Regions from separate parts of the Homo sapiens genome. Here all the other regions are linked to region 1. A link is a loop called in an ENCODE intact Hi-C map of the cell type or tissue named here. Cell type or tissue: heart right ventricle. All regions are shown on one strand.

Region 1 (2,500 bases):
AAAAAACAATGATTCCATGGTTAACCTTTAGCATATGGCATTTGAAGCACATACAAGTGTGTGCATAGACTACCTTCCTGGAAGTGAACTCCTGGATGGTCAGAGGATATGTGCATGTGTAATGAACTCTATCAGAGCTGAAACAATTTACACTCACACCATCAACATATGAAAATTTTGACAAAATTTAAATTAGGGATTGATTTTCTTCTGCCCCTCCTTAGCATACTGTTAGTTATACTTTAACAGGGTGTATTCGGGTAATGCAAACTAAACATTTTATTAAGTTAAATCAGTCGCTCTTAATGAGGGATGTGAAATAGAATCACTAGTGGAATCTTCATAATACACATGCATTGCCCACACCTCATACTACTGAATCAGAATCTTGACTGGGCAAGCTCGGGTAGGCCTGGCACCTGTATTTTGAAAGGCTATGTAGTTAATTACTACGTAGACAAACACAAGCCCCTTCTTGTATTTGAAACTACCATGTTAATAAACCAAAGAAATTGTGTAAGTTTGAAGGGTAGTATAAAGTTTGAGGGCATAATACTTCAATTTGTTTTATTTAATTACTTTGCAGTTTTTTCAGATCAACAAACATTTACTGTACACCTGTGATACACAGTAAGCACTATGTCAGGCATGGAAATGGGACTATAGGGGTGACCATTCATGTAATTCAATCATAGGTTGCTATTTTGGTTATGCTTTATTATTGTTTCACGTAAATGCAATTTAACAATTTGGCATGAAGGTAAACTATTATTGTAAAGGAATTTTTAAGACAGAAAGGCCTATATCAAGCCCTTTAAGCAGATTTTGGATATTTTCATTTAAAGGTATATACATTATAACTTATAAAGCATACAGTCTTTAAACTCTTTTTCTCGCTGACAATGTTAACGGCTTCTTTCTCTTAGTTTGGCATGAAGATACTATAGGTTATGCCGTTTTAACCTACAGTGTAGAGTCTCAAGTCACCACCAGGTGTCAGAATGTGCTTACTTATTGTCATACTACTTCCCTGGCCAAAGTGTGCTGTTAGGCAATTTGTGACTTCTGGCATATTCTGTTTCTAATGGCATATTCTGTTTTTAATATTCATACTATTTTGAAAGAAATATTTCAGTTGTACAGAAAAGTATCTTTCAGTGATGTAGACATTAGCTTATATAATTTTTTCTTCATTTCTAAACCACTATTAAGTTGCTGTTTTGTGATAATTAGCACATAGCTTAAAATCAAATATAATAGGAGCTCTGAAATGTATGAGAGTAACTCTGCTTCATGAAGTCATCCAAATATCCCCCTTTTCTGAATATTTTTGTTACAGTCATAACTTTCTACAATTTTAGAGTAGGAAAATTTAAAGGTTATATGGTCTGGTAAGCCTCATGTGGGTACTGGCTATATTCTAGCCTCATAAGAGGCTTTAAAAAACTGTATGGATTCTTCTTCTCAGAATGTGATATATTCATGCCCAGGATTATAAACTTTCCCTAGTTGAACATCACGAATTATCATAAGAGTTGTGGGTGGGAGATAATCCTGAGGGAAAAGAGTTGTTCAGATAAATGGGACAGAGACAGGAAAATATTATTGAGGAGCATTAAATTCAGTCACTTCTATTTGTACCTTATATGACTGCTAGTTTGGTCCAGTGGAATCAGGAGGCTTGAGGACCACAAGACAGTTCTTGGAGCTGGGTATTTTTTTCTGAAATTGCTGGAAGTATATTTATTTGGGGGAAGGTTCAAAAAAACCTTGTTGGAAAAGAAAGACTAAGGTCAAAGCTAAAAAGAAAAAAAAAAAACAACATCATGTGAAATCAGATCTAAGGGGCATTTGCTAGGCCAAAAACAGAAGGCAAGATTAGGTTAAGCAGCTGGGTAAATATAGGAACAGGAAACAAAACTCTAAATTTTCAGGATTTCATATTTGACCAGGGACGGAATGCCTTTGTGTTGGATGCTAGCTGCTTGATTGTTGGATAAGTTTCTGAAGCTAAAGATAAACTTTTGTATAGTAGAGGAGACAGACCTTGAAAGCTTTAAATGATTAAGCTGGCATCTCCCAATAGAACCTGATATTCCACAGAACTTAAGGGAAAGGCGTATCGTATTCGTTACCCATTTGCTGCATAACAAATTACCCCAAAACATAATAGATTAAAACAATAGTATTTATCATTATCTCATAGTTTCTGTGGGTCAGGAATCCAGATACATCTTAGTTGTGTCCTCTGTCTTAGAGTTACAAGGCCGTGATCATGGTGTCAGCCAAGGCTTCAGTCATATCAGGACTCAACAGGGGAAAAATTCCCTCCCAAGCTCATTCATGTGGTTGTTGGCAGGATTCTGTTACTTGTGAGCTGTTGACCTGAGGGTTTTCAGTTATTCACTGGTCGTTGGCCAGAGACCACCTTTAGTTGTTTGCCCGTGGCCAGTAGCTAATAAAGTACATCAGACAGACAGAGAGAGGGGGAGAGAGAGAG
Region 2 (2,500 bases), 500 kb after region 1:
TTAGAAATTAGCCAGGTGTGGTGGTGCATGTGTGTGCCTATGGTCCCAGCTACTCAGGAAGCTGAGGTGGGAGGATTGTTTGAGCTCAGAAGGTGAAGGCTGCAGTCAGCTATGATGGAGCCACTGCACTCCAGCCTGGGAGATAGAGCAAGATCCTGTCTCAAAAAAAAAAAAAAGAAAGAAAGAGAGAAAGTGAGAGAGAGTAAGAAAGAAAGAAAGAAAAGAAAGAAAGACAGGACATACTTCCATAATTTCAAGCTACTTGTGCCCATGCTGGGATATTCTGGTCCTTTTGCAGGCACTAGTCCTCAGCCCTTCAGACAGAATTTGTGATTATCCTTCAGATGGCCAAAACAAGGCTGGTAACATTCATGTCTAGAGTTATTTCAAAACTCCTTTGATGTTTGAAACTAGCATTACTACTTTACTATTGAGGATAATTTTTTAATATGTTTATTGACCAACTGTATTTTCTTTTTTGCGAATTTTTCTTTTCAAATATTTTGTCCATTTATCTATTGGAAACTTGATTTTAATAAACTCATCATTAAAATTTATTAATAGGACTTTTATGATTTTTGTTTTTAAAATAAATGTTGGGCTGGGCACAGTGGCTTATGCCTGTAATCCTAGCACTTTGGGAGGCCAAGGTGGGTGGACTGCTTGAGCTCAGGAGTTCCAGACCAGCCTGGGCAACATGAAACACCATCTCTACAAAAAATACAAAAATTAGCTGGGTGTGGTGGCATGCACCTGTATTCCCAGCTACCTGGAGGCTGACATGCCAGGATTGCTTGAGTCTGGGAGGTCAAGGCTGCAGTGAGTCACGACTGCACCACTGTACTCCAGCCTGGATGACACAGAGAGAATCTGTCTCAAGAAAATAAAATAAAAATAAAAAATAAGTGTTGTCAAACTAAGAAACAATTGGCAAAATGAAAGTAAGTCTTTGTAATCACAGAAAGAAAAGATCAAGCAGAGATAAATGTTAGTTCAAATACTAAATGATGCCATCTAGTGGAAAATTTATTTTGACTCATTTCTTTGGATTGCAGGTTCACAAATTTCAATGCCCCCAAATTTGGAATTGACAGGCTCTGTTAAAATACATAGTCCAGCCCCTCTTCTGCCTAGAGATTTCTAACTTCATGTGTGTGATAATCCAAGAATTGTGTTTCAATAGTATCCATATTGGAAATTAGAAAAATTCCATTTCAGTTAAAAAGAGTGTCCCAGAAGTACCTTGTGCTTTCCCTTTCCATCAGAATGTTTACTAGTTTCACCATAATAAATAATTTTATTGCTAAACATTCTTTAAATGTGTTAGCCCCTGTGCTGTTTTACTTGAATTGTTTTATTTAGTCTGTTCAAACACTGTAAGTTACATACTATTATTATTGTATTTCACAAGTGAGAAGGTTGAGGGTGAGAACTTAAGTAGCTTCTCCAAGATCACACAGCTATATTGTATCTGAGCCCAGAAACCATCAGGTTATTGTGCACAGGCCTATGTGACACGAAAGGTCAGTCATGTGAATAGTGAAAAGGGACTAACTTTTAAAAGACCAGTTCCAGTCCCATGATCCTATCCTATCATCTACATTTAGCTTAGTATACTACAGGCAGAAATGAATTGTATTTCTTCATTACTAAGGGCTATTTAGGGACATATTGCTTTGATATGTTGCAACTTAATACACACATGGTGATAGTCATACATTCATATGTTCCTTAAATATTGGTTGTTGATTTCTGGTGTTATAAATTTGAGGATGTTTTCAATACTTTGCTGTTACTCTCTATTCTTCCCCTAAATAAAGTAAACTGAACTGCCTCAAACCCTCTATGTGGAGGCAAACTGAAACTAATTTATTTATAACTGGTTAGAAAACCCAGTTGATAGAGATCTGTCAGCCAAGCTAGCTGAGGCTTAAGCATGGGTGCCTTCCCCTACCCAACAAGCGCCAAGGGTTGGGCCCACTCAGCGCTTGCAGAAGTCAAGCGCTGTTTCTCCTTAAGCAGAAACTTATCTTTCCTACAGCTCACCCCTTCCCTTGAGCCCAAAGTATCAACTGACTTCAACTGAAAAATTAATTCCTGCTACTGCCCTAGTCGGAAATAGTGTGAAGGTGACATAGGAACTTTACAGTAGTTTCCCTTGAGGGTATGTCCCGATAACTGCCCTATTCTCTAGTCCGTTAGTAACTCTAATAACGGAAAGTTATGACTGTGAAAGATTGCTTTGTGAGGGAAGGAAGGTGAGGCAACCAGAGACTTTCATTATCTCTTAAATATCTATCCAGTAGAAGTGTTTCCTTTTTGGTATCCTATAAACTACATTAACCTTAGAAAATCTTCTGAGCATTAGTGAACAAAGAACATCAAAAAATAAACTGTTTTTTTTAAAAAAAACAGGATGGCCCAAAAAACAAACAAAAAATTAGGATGAACATATAAACATTTGTCAGTTTATTTTTACATTGGAGTGGAAGAGAAATTT
Region 3 (2,500 bases), 320 kb after region 1:
ACTAGAAGGAGAGGAGAGGAAGGGAGCACTGAGTCAAGTAACAGAGAATGGGATAAAATAAAGAAGAAACGAAAGGAAAATCAGGGAGGACACAGGGTACGAAAAGGAGAAAATAAGGGAAGGGAGGAAGGAGAAAATGGTAGAGGACATAAGGTGATAGAAAAAGGGAAAGTAAATTTATTATTTCTACTTTTCTTGGACAATATAGAGACTCAAAATAGTTAATGCAACTTGCTCCAAAAGCGAGAGTGCAAGAGGTGGTGGGTCTATCAATTAACCTTATTGTCAAAGGGACAAGGATGAGCAAGAAAAAATTAGGCTCAGCTGCAACGAATGCTAAGCTGCTCTGCACATCTTTTAAAAGGTCTAGGAAATAGGCACAGCCATGGGAAAGTTGCTATTCCCTCAAGAACTTTTTAAAAGCAAGATATGTTTATATAGGCTCCCATAAATTCTTAGGAGTTCTGCCAAAATAATGGACCCAGACTCAGCTTTTTGGAATTGGGAGTTTCTGAAGCAGTCCTTTCCTCCTTTGGGTTAAAGGAGGGCTGCAACAAGCCAGAGGCATTTCCAAGTGTACAGAGGAAGGTGATGTTCTCGCATGCGCAGATAAAAAAGGACAGGTCAGTCTAAATCATTCTTATAGAGGAATGAGAAGTTAAGAGAAGGACAAGGAAGCACTGTGAGAAAACATCAGGGCTGAGAGAGACATTTGGGAAATTAAAGTTTAAAAATCCACTGCCATTTCATCCAGCAGAGTGCAACACATTCACAAGTGCAAGGAATACTGGGTAGTTTGGTTTAAAACAAAAACAAAAACACCTCCCATACAAGGGCCAATTTTTCACCCCATCCCCAACCTCTAATTTTTCAAAAAGGTTGTTTACTGCTATACAATCCCAGAAACACATCAACCAGGCTCAGTATTTAAAAGTCCCAACCCACTTAGACAATAAAAAAATAGAAATCACTCCCCATGATTTTCTGTATAGGCCTCAATGTGGACACTGAGGAACGAAGGGAAATACTGGACAAGCTGAGAAGCCTCAGGCCAAACTAAACCCTTCATAGTTGTCAAGGGCCTGGGTCAGCCGGGCACTCAGAATCTCTTTGCTGCTGTACTTGGGGAGGTCAAGAAGGTTGTAGCAAGTGTGGGCCACCGGCAAGTACTCCTCCCCGCTGGCTGTGGACTGGATGACAATCTGCAGACTGGCCATGCCGTAGATGGGAATCCGATCGCTGCCTGTCAGGAACACTGGGGAGAACGAGAAATGGCATTAGCAGCTAAGCAAACGGAAAATGGATCTCAGAGATCCTTCTGGCAACAGGAGAGGAAGGCATGACACCCTGTGGCTTGCATGAGAAGTACAATTACATTTATGTGCCAATATGCATCCTGTGGAATGAAAATTAGATGCCGTTAAGAAAAAAAAAAGGCCTCAATCAAATGTACACCCTCACAAATGTTAGATTTCACAAAATCAAAGAGGGAAGGAATTGCTGTCATAGGAAAAGAGGAGCTGATCTTAAGGGGAAAACAGAAGAAGACTGAAGTCTCTGACCTCAGGGTCTCCTCTCACCTCAAGTGCCTGATGCCTGTACCACCTTGTCTACGGAATTCCATTTAGGATCTATTTGCTCTCCTTTCCACGTCTCCATTTTTCTTAAACCCGAAGAGCTGACCCAAACATTATGTTAGACATTGCACTCTTGTGACATGCACTGTGACTTGGCAAAAGAGAGAGAGGGAGACAGACAGAGAAAGACAGCTCCTTGTTTTCTAGTGCTGAACAACACTCTCATAGTTGAATTGCTGGAAATTACTATAAGAAAATCATTAGTTAAGAAGCACTTTCAAATAACCTGCCATTCCCTGAGGCTGTGATACATAAAGTTTCTTGCCAAAAATCTCCAGAGTTAACAAACATTTCTGTAAGTCTAATGAACAGAAAGTGCCATTTTCTAGGGAAATTCCAGGACCATGAGCAGGCATCTCTTGAATGTCACAGCCCTACAAGCTCACTTGGCAAACCTTAACCTGTCATTCAGCTCTTCCACTACTGCTTCTCAATAGCCAATGCAGCCAGGCAGAGGAGAAGTGGTCCCTCTTTTTAAGAATTCTTGTGTAAGATCTCCACTTCCTCTCATCCTTGCTCCCATGTGAGCAGCAGAACCTGTTAAGTCCTACATTAATACTAATATATGCTCCATCTTATAAAGCAAAATAGACTGCCTATCAAACCCTGTGCTTTGATTTTACATGACTAAAATTCCATACTATGCACTAGCTAATTTCTGACGCTGATTACACACAGACACAAACTGAGAAATATTTCAACCATTTTTAAAAGGCTGAATTTGTTCATGTAAATTAGAATTCATTCTCCTTTCCAAAGGTATTATTACCCTTCTCAAATGTCATTCAGCCAGCCACAAAGGTCTACATATTATATGATTCAATTTGCATGAAATATCCAGAATAGGCAAATCCATAGAGACA
Region 4 (2,500 bases), 330 kb after region 1:
GAAGAAGAGGGTGAAGAGGGTGAGGAAGAAGAGGGTGAGGAGCGTGAGGAAAAAGTTCGGTGGGGGGAAGGTGAGGAAGAAGGCAGTGGGTGAGGAAGAAGGGGGTGAGGAGGGTGAGGAAGGTGGGGAAGAAGAGGGTAAGGAGGGTGGGGAAGAAGAGGGTGAGGAAGGTGGGGAAAAGGACAGTGCGGCGGGGGGAAGGTGAGGAAGGAGGCAGTGAGTGGGGAAGAAGGCGGGGAAGAAGATGGGCAGAAGGTGGGGCATAAGTCAGTGCGGGGGAGGGGCAGGAGGGAGGGAGAAGATGTGGTGTGGAAAGGTGTGAAAACAGATAGTGGGGAAGGCAGGGAAGCAGACGGTGTTGGGGGAAGGCAGGGAAGACGAATGTGAGCGGGGTGGGATAGATGGCACATGCTTTAACCAAGATAAGAGGGGGCCTTGGCCCTGGGCCCCATGCTTTAGAAAGACTTGCTTTTTTTCAGCCCTCCTCAAGCTTTAGTCCTTCCCACAGGCCAAAGATTCTGTAGGATCTTCTAGAACACACACCAGGACACCGGGAGCTCTGAGATTTCCTACCCAAATGGCTCCAAAACTGCTTCCAGGGGAGTCCTGCTGAGAGACGACCTTGCCACCAAGATATATGCCGCTAGGTGTGTGGGATGGCCAAGGGGGTGTTGGGTGGACACATAGGTACAGAGCTTGGATATGCAAGCTGCCCTATCCACACACATGCACCCCAGGTCCCCAAAGGGGTGGAATGGAGCCAGCTTGCCCGTTCCTCCACTGCATGGAGAGGAATGCGGAGGAATCTAAGAGGTGATCAAACGCCAGCTATGGAGAGAGATGCAGAGGAAAGCGAAGACATATGCACTGGCATTTGTAGAAGGGCCTGGATGGGGGTGAGGAGCACACGGAAAATGGTCTGAGGCCATCTATGCAGTTCCTGAAGAAGCACCTCGGGCAGCTACTGACACTCCCAGCCCAGCTCTACAGGGGTGGGTACATGGGTGGGCTGGGAACAGGGTGTCTGTCCAACAGGCGGGTGTTGAGGGCCCAGAAGATGTCAGGGTAGCAACAGGAGGAATCTGGTGCAGTATGAGCACACGGCCGTCAGCTGATAGTGGGAAGCCAGTCAAGTGCCGCGAAAGCAGGAGGCGGGGCCGCGGCCAACGTCATTCCCGCGGCCGCACGTCACCGCCACTTGCCGCATCCGCAAGATCTCTCTGGACCAGCTCGGGTGCAGGGCCTCTGCGGGAGCCCTCCTAGACCTCTGCGGCTTCTCCTCTAACATGGCCGACTCGGAAAACCAGGGGCCTGCGGAGCCTAGCCAGGCGGCGGCAGCGGCGGAGGCAGCGGCAGAGGAGGTAATGGCGGAAGGCGGTGCGCAGGGTGGAGACTGTGACAGCGCGGCTGGTGACCCTGACAGCGCGGCTGGTCAGATGGCTGAGGAGCCCCAGACCCCTGCAGAGAATGCCCCAAAGCCGAAAAATGACTTTATCGAGAGCCTGCCTAATTCGGTGAAATGCCGAGTCCTGGCCCTCAAAAAGCTGCAGAAGCGATGCGATAAGATAGAAGCCAAATTTGATAAGGAATTTCAGGCTCTGGAAAAAAAGTATAATGACATCTATAAGCCCCTACTCGCCAAGATCCAAGAGCTCACCGGCGAGATGGAGGGGTGTGCATGGACCTTGGAGGGGGAGGAGGAGGAGGAAGAGGAGTACGAGGATGACGAGGAGGAGGGGGAAGACGAGGAGGAGGAGGAGGCTGCGGCAGAGGCTGCCGCGGGGGCCAAACATGACGATGCCCACGCCGAGATGCCTGATGACGCCAAGAAGTAAGGGGGGCAGAGATGGATGAAGAGAAAGCCCACGAAGAAAAAAGCCTGGTTTTGTTTTTCCCAGAATATCGATGGACTTAAAAAGGCTCAGGTTTTTGACCAAAATACAATGTGAATTTATTCTGACATTCCTAAAATAGATTAAATTAAAGCAATTAGATCCTGGCCAGCTCGATTCAAATTTGACTTTCATTTTGAACATAATAAATATATCAAAAGGTGTTAAAGAAAACTGAATTAAACCCAAAATTATGTTTTCATGGTCTCTTCTCTGAGGATTGAGGTTTACAAAGGGTGTTAGCAGATGCGAAGTAAAGAACGTCACTTTGAAACCCATTCATCACACAGCATACGCTACACATGGAACACCCAAGCCATGACTGAACACGTTCTCAGTGCTTAATTCTTAAATTTCTTTACTCATGACATTTCGCAGTGCAGAGAAGGCAGAACCCAAGAAAAACGTCATCTTTGAGACTTTGCTTTTGTAACGCAGACATCAGCTTTACACTTCACAGGAGATTGATGGCATTGAGGAAGATTGCAATGGAGATCATGACACTACTGTTAATAAGGCCAGGAAAACTGCCATTTCAAGTTCTGAAAAATGTTTTGAGTATTTGAATTTAGAGAAACAACATGGTTCCAAGAAGGAGGGTGTAAAAC

Evidence for each region. Peaks named below come from ENCODE experiments on the same cell type or tissue, not always from the same donor. Only the 100,000 strongest peaks of a DNase experiment are listed, where the experiment ranks them.
Region 2: a loop joins it to region 1, with 4 times the contacts of the local background. A loop is called at or near these places in 71 of 110 quality-filtered maps.
Region 3: a loop joins it to region 1, with 15 times the contacts of the local background. A loop is called at or near these places in 78 of 110 quality-filtered maps.
Region 4: it touches region 1 in a loop (6-fold over the local background); 78 of 110 quality-filtered maps call a loop at or near these places.

Annotation. Positions count from the first base shown.
Region 1 is chr4:89,022,752-89,025,251 of GRCh38, reverse strand. The region is part of intron 2 of FAM13A (family with sequence similarity 13 member A); the gene reads left to right. Among named protein-coding and RNA genes, the nearest start is that of FAM13A, 33 kb to the left of the region's middle. In heart right ventricle, CTCF peaks have their summits at 774 and 984 (motif pointing right); a DNase peak (open chromatin) is centred at 998.
Region 2 is chr4:88,524,932-88,527,431 of GRCh38, reverse strand. PIGY-DT (PIGY divergent transcript) reads right to left here. Exons shown (of 2, transcript NR_134663.1): 2 at 2,441-2,500. It also overlaps a transcript of HERC3 not described here. Among named protein-coding and RNA genes, the nearest start is that of PIGY-DT, 2.4 kb to the right of the region's middle. In heart right ventricle, a CTCF peak has its summit at 1,022 (motif pointing left); no DNase peak of the experiment used is centred here; H3K4me3 peaks cover 27 bases; H3K27ac peaks cover 1,071 bases.
Region 3 is chr4:88,705,507-88,708,006 of GRCh38, reverse strand. It overlaps HERC3 (HECT and RLD domain containing E3 ubiquitin protein ligase 3), which reads right to left. Exons shown (of 26, transcript NM_014606.3): 26 at 1-1,255. The coding sequence ends at 1,047. Among named protein-coding and RNA genes, the nearest start is that of FAM13A-AS1, 3.0 kb to the left of the region's middle. In heart right ventricle, a CTCF peak has its summit at 1,350; a DNase peak (open chromatin) is centred at 1,246; H3K27ac peaks cover 1,386 bases.
Region 4 is chr4:88,696,541-88,699,040 of GRCh38, reverse strand. The region is part of intron 23 of HERC3 (HECT and RLD domain containing E3 ubiquitin protein ligase 3); the gene reads right to left. NAP1L5 (nucleosome assembly protein 1 like 5) reads left to right here and starts at 1,212. Exons shown (of 1, transcript NM_153757.4): 1 at 1,212-2,500. The coding sequence starts at 1,287. The coding sequence ends at 1,835. RefSeq lists an enhancer at 1,063-1,122. In heart right ventricle, no CTCF peak of the experiment used is centred here; a DNase peak (open chromatin) is centred at 1,170; H3K4me3 peaks cover 1,759 bases; H3K27ac peaks cover 1,139 bases.